Linked DNA regions of Homo sapiens: region 1 is linked to region 2. Evidence: chromatin loops called from intact Hi-C (ENCODE). Cell type or tissue: endothelial cell of umbilical vein. All regions are shown on one strand. Links, peaks and the distances in the headings refer to the core of each region. The heading gives the core; the rest is flanking DNA. Region 1 overlaps RUVBL2 (RuvB like AAA ATPase 2). Region 2 overlaps TRPM4 (transient receptor potential cation channel subfamily M member 4).

Region 1 (2,910 bases), core at 324-2,823, 210 kb before region 2:
TCCCAGCTACTCAGGAGGCTGAGGCGGGAGAATCGGTTAAACCCAGGAGGCGGAGGTTGCAATGAGCTGAGATCGGGCCACTGCACTCCAACCTGGGCGACAGAGCAGACTCCGTCTCAAAAAATAAGAAAAAAAAAAAAGAAATGGGGAGGACTTAGCCGGGCACAGTGGCTCACGCCCATAATCCCAGCACTCTGGGAGGCCAAGGCTGGTGTATCACTTGAGGCCAGGAGTTTGAGACCAGCCTGGCCAACATGGCAAAACCCCATCTCTACTAAAAATACAAAAATTAGCCGGGTGTGTTGATGCGCGCCTGTAATCCCAGCTAGTCAGGAGGCTGAGGCAGAGAATTTCTTGAACCCAGGAGGCGGAGGTTGCAGTGAGCCGAGATTGGGCCACTGCACTCCAGCCTGGGTGACAGAGCGAGACTTCATCTCAAAAAAAAAAAAAGAAACAGGGAGGATTTCATTCATTCACCAAATAACCAAATATGTGCTGGACCCTGAGGACCAAGCTGTCGATGAGACAGACAGTCCTTGTCTTCCTGGGGCTCAACCAACCAGCCATTAGGCAGTGACAGGCAAGAGGGGTGGGGGTGACTGGTGCCTGTCCCATCGCCTGCCTGTGAGGGGAAGGAGTGGAAAGGACCATCTCATGGGAGGGACAGAGGAGGGGTTGGTGAAAGCTGGGACCACACTAGTCCTCTGACACATCTTCTTGCACCCCCAGACAGCCACAACCAAAGTCCCGGAGATCCGTGATGTAACAAGGATTGAGCGAATCGGTGAGTGAGTTGGGTCAGGAATAGGACCTAAGCCCTGCCTGCCATGTGCCCTGACAGAGCAAACCTATTGAGGACCCCTAAGATGGAGAGGGAGGTGGCCTGCACACCAACTGTGCCCCCACTACCATTCCCCCACTCGCCCTATCTAATGGGGGAGGAGGATCCTCAGTTCCAGAGTTGGGTCAGATGATGCACTGGGGACCAGGCTGCTATCCTGGCTATCCTGGTGGGGTTCCCGGGTATGTTTGCCTGGAAGTCATAGATATTTACTGGGTGCTTTACTGGGTTTGGCCTCGTATACCCAGTACACACTGTGGGGTGAGTTCCCTGAGGGCAGGGACGAGGTCGTGTCATTCCTAGCTGTGTCCCTAGCACAGGACCTAACAGAGCAGATGATCAAGAGATAACCATTGAATGCACGAGTTTGCGTCCTGTGGAGCCCTCGCAGTAGCCGCATGAGGTGCATATTGTAACTGTTAGCTGAGGGAACTGATTTTCAGGACAGCTAAATCACTGGCCCCGGCTCACACAGAGCAGGAAGTTGAGACGCAGTGAGGCCAGCAGGGTGCGCTCTCACAAAGAGCTTTACCGGCAGGGAAGTGACCGCATTCATTCATGCAGCAGGCTCACTGATTCAGGGCATCCGAGAAAGGCAGTAAGGGCTTCTGGCTGTGAAGATGGGTTTTAGAAGCCCAGTGCTGGATTCCTGGAGCTTAGCTCTGCCACTTTCCCACCATGTGGCCAGGGACTAGTTCCTCTCTGTGCCTCAGTTTCCTTATCTGCAAGACGAAGCTAAGATAGTTTACCTCATCAGTTAATGTAAGATTCAGTAAGGTAGTTCATATAAAGCATTTTGGGTCTGTGTGCCAACACTGTTTCATCTATTAAAAGTGCTGGGGCACTGGGTGCAGTGGCTCATGCCTGTAATTCCAGCACTTTGGAAGGCCAAGGTGGGCGGATCACCTGAGGTCAGGAATTTGAGACCAGCCTGGCCAACATGGTGAAACCTCGTCTCTACTAAAAATACAAAAATTTGCTGGGCGTGGTGGCGCGTGCCTGTAATCCCAGCTACTCGGGAGGCTGAGGCAGGAAAATTGCTTGAACGAGGAGGTGGAGGTTGCAGTGAGCCAAGATCATGCCATTGCACTCCAGCCTGGGTGACAAGAGTGAAACTCTGTCTCTCAATAAATAAATAAATAAAAGTGCCGAGACTGGGTGCTGTAGCTCACGCCTGTAATCCCAGCACTTTGGGAGGCCGAGGCGGGTGGATCACCTGAAGTCAGGAGTTTGAGACCAGCTTGGCCAACATGGTGAAACCCTGTCTCTACTAAAAATACAAAAATTAGCCAGGCATGGTGGTGCATGCCTATAGTCCCAGCTACTAGGGAGGATGGCTTGAACCTGGGAGGCAGAGGTTGCAGTGAGCCAATATCGTGCCACTGCACTCCAGCTTGGGTGACAGAGTGACTCCATCTCAAAAACAAACAAAAAGTGCCAAGTATGGCCGGGCATGATGGGTCACGCCTGTAATCCTAGCACTTTGAGAGGTGGAGTCAGGAGGATTGCTTGAATCAGGAGTTCAAGACCAGCCTGAGTCACATAGTGTGATCCTGTCTCTAAAAAAAAAATAAAAAAATTAGCCGGCAGTGGTGGTCCATGCCTGAGTCCCAGCTACTTGGGAGAACTGCTTGAACCAAGGAGGTTCAGGATGTGGTGAGATGTGACTGCACCATGCACTCCAGCCTGGGTGACAGAGTGAGACGCTCTCTCAAAAAATAAAAATAAAAACATTTTTTTTTTTTTTTGGAGACGGAGTCTCGCTCTGTCGCCCAGGCTGGAGTGCAGTGGCGCAATCTCGGCTCACTGCAAGCTCTGCCTCCCGGGTTCACGCCATTCTCCTGCCTCAGCCTCCCGAGTAGCTGGGACTACAGGCGCCCGCCACCATGCCCGGCTAATTTTTTTGCGTTTTTAGTAGAGATGGAGTTTCCCCGTGTTAGCCAGGATGGTCTCGATCTCCTGACCTCGTGATCCGCCCGCCTCGGCCTCCCAAAGTGCTGGAATTACAGGCATGAGCCACCGCGCCTGGCCAAAAAACAATAAAAAATTAAAAAAAAAAAAAAAGGATG
Region 2 (2,910 bases), core at 135-2,634:
TCTCTGGCATTTCCTATATATAGGATCATGTCATCTGTGAATAGAGATATTTTTACTTCTTCCTTTCCAATTTGGATGCCTTTTATTTTTTTTCTTGTTTAATTGTTCTAGCCAGAACTTCCAGCACAATGTGGAATAGCAGTGGTAAAAGTGGACATCCTTGTCTTGTCCCTGATCTTAGGCAGAAAGCTTTCACTCTTTCACCATTGGGTATGACGGTAGCTGTGGGTTTTTCAGAAGTACCTTTTCTCATGTTGAGAAAGTTTATTTCTATTCCTAGTTTACGATTTTTAAAAATTATGATGCATGGTGGCTTGTGCCTGCAATCACAATACTTTAGGGAGCCAAAGTGGGAGGATCACTTGAGGCCAGGAGTTCAAGACCGACCTGGGCAACATAGTGAGACCTTATCTCAATAAAAAAATAAAAAATTTGCCAGGCGTGGTGGTGCATGCCTGTAGTCCCAGCTACTCAAGAGGCTGAGGTGGGAGGAAGGCTTGAGCCCAGGAGGTCAAGGCTGTGGCTTCAGTGAGCCATGATTTCACCACCATCATGATTGTGCCACCAACAGAGTGAAACCTTGTCTCAAAAAAAAAAAAAAAAAAAAAAAGCCATGCATGGTGGCTCAAGCCTGCAATCCCAGCACTTTGGGAGGCCGAGGTGGGCAGATCATGAGGTCAGGAGATCGAGACCATCCTGGCTAACACGGTTGTAGGGGCCAGCCCTACAAGGTCTGTGGGTTTTTCTCCCCGTGTGCAGAGACAAGAGATTGTAGAAATGAAGACACAAGACAAAGAGATCAAAGAAAAGACAGCTGGGCCTGGGGGACCACTACCACCAAGACGTGGAGACCGACAGTGGCCCCTAATGCCTGGCTGCGCTGTTATTTATTGGATACAAAGCAAAAGGGGCAGGGTAAAGAGTGTGAGTCATCTCCAATGATTGATAAGGTCACGTGAGTCACATGTCCACTGGACAGGGGCCCTTCCCTGTTAGGTAGCCAAGGCGGAGAGAGAGAGGACAGCTTACATCATTATTTCTTCTATGCTCTTTTAAGAAAGATCAAAGACTTTAATACTTTAATACTTTCACTAATTTTGCTACTGCTATCTAGAGGGCAGAGCCAGCTGTACAGAGTGGAACATGAAAGTGAAACAGGAGTGTGACCGCTGAAGCACAGCATCACAGGGAGACGGTTAGGCCCCTGGATAACTGCGGGCGGGCCTGACATCAGTCAGGCCCTCCACAAGAGGTGGTGGAGCAGTCTTCTCTAAACTCCCCCGGGGAAAGGGAGACTCCCTTTCCCGGTCTGCTAAGTAGTGGGTGCTTTTCCTTGGCACTGACGCTACCTCTAGACCACGGTCCGCTTGGTAACGGGAATCTTCCCAGATGCTGGCGTTACCGCTAGACCAAGGAGCCCTCTGGTGGCCCTGTCCAGGAATAACAGAAGGCTCACACTCTGTCTTCTGGTCACTTCTCATCATGCCCCTTCAGCTCCTATCTCTGTATGGCTTGGTTTTTCCTAGGTTATGATTGTAAAGCAAGGATTATTATAATATTGAAATAAAGAGTAATTGCTACAAACTAATGATTGATATTCATATATAATCATATCTATGATCTATATCTAGTATAACTCTTGTTATTTTATATGTTTTATTACACTGGAACAGCTTGTGCCCTCGGTCTCTTGCCTTGGCACCTGGGTGGCTTGCCGCCCACACATGGTGAAACCCCATCTTTACTAAAAATACAAAAAGTTAGCTGAGCGTGGTGGTGGGTGCCTGTAGTCCCAGCTACTCAGGAGGCTGAGGCAAGAGAATGGCATGAACCCAGGAGGCGGAGCTTGCAGTGAGCCGAGATTGTGCCACTGCACTCCAGCCTGTGGGACAGAGCAAGACTCCATCAAAAAAAAAAAAAAAAAATCGTGAAGTGTTGTTGAATTTTGTCAAATGCCTTTTCTGTGTTGGTTGAGAAGATCATATGGCTTCCCCCACACCTTGTTCTATTAATTTGGTGTTTGCATTAATTTTTGTATGTTTAACTACCCTTACTTTCCTAGGATAAATCCCATTTCGTTATGGTATAAAATCCACTTAATGTGCTGCTGAATTAGATTTGCTTGTATTTTTTCAGGATGTTTACATGTATATTCATAAGGGCTACTGCTCTGTAATTTTCTTGTGATATCTTTATCTGGCTTTGGTATTACGGTAATGCTGGCCTCATAGAATGAGTTAGGAAATGTTCTCTCCTTTTCAATCTTTTGGACGAATTTGAGAAACATCCTTGTTATTATAATTCTTCTTTAAATATTTGATAGAATTCACCAGCACAGCCATCTGGTTTTGGGCTTTTCTTTATTGAAACGTTTTTGATTCAATCTCTTATGATAATTCTACTGAGATTTTCTGTTTTTTCTTGAGTCAGCTTAGCTAATTTGTGTGTTCCTAGGAATTTGTCCATTTCATTTATCTAGTTTGTTGACATATAATTGTTGATAGTATTCTCATACAATCCTTTTTATTTCGGTAAGGTCAGTAGTAATGTCTCCATTTTCATTTCTGATGTTAGTTATTTGTGTCCAGGCTAACTTTGGAGCCCAACTTTAACCTGACTTCAACCTCCACCTTATACCGTGATACCATCCCAACTTGACCTCTGACATCTGACCCTTGGCCCTTCTAAACTGACTTTTTTTTTTTTTTTTTTTTTTTGAGATGGAGTCTTACTCTGTCTCCCAGGCTGGAGTGCAGTGGCACGATCTCAGCTCACTGCAACCTCCACCTCCTGGGTTCAAGCGATTCTCCTGCCTCAGCCTCCCCAGTAGCTGGGATTACAGGTGCCCACCACCACGCCTGGCTAATTTTTGTATTTTTAGTAGAGATGGGGCTTCACCATGTTAGCCAG

What was found. Peaks named below come from ENCODE experiments on the same cell type or tissue, not always from the same donor. Only the 100,000 strongest peaks of a DNase experiment are listed, where the experiment ranks them.
Region 1: a loop joins it to region 2, with 17 times the contacts of the local background. A loop is called at or near these places in 25 of 110 quality-filtered maps.

What each region holds. Positions count from the first base shown.
Region 1 is chr19:48,998,590-49,001,499 of GRCh38, forward strand. RUVBL2 (RuvB like AAA ATPase 2) reads left to right here. Exons shown (of 15, transcript NM_006666.3): 2 at 730-784. Among named protein-coding and RNA genes, the nearest start is that of RUVBL2, 6.2 kb to the left of the region's middle. RefSeq lists an enhancer at 1,183-1,477. In endothelial cell of umbilical vein, for the core only: a CTCF peak has its summit at 1,335 (motif pointing right); a DNase peak (open chromatin) is centred at 1,352.
Region 2 is chr19:49,207,050-49,209,959 of GRCh38, forward strand. The region is part of intron 20 of TRPM4 (transient receptor potential cation channel subfamily M member 4); the gene reads left to right. Among named protein-coding and RNA genes, the nearest start is that of TRPM4, 51 kb to the left of the region's middle. In endothelial cell of umbilical vein, for the core only: a CTCF peak has its summit at 1,431 (motif pointing left); a DNase peak (open chromatin) is centred at 1,402; H3K27ac peaks cover 239 bases.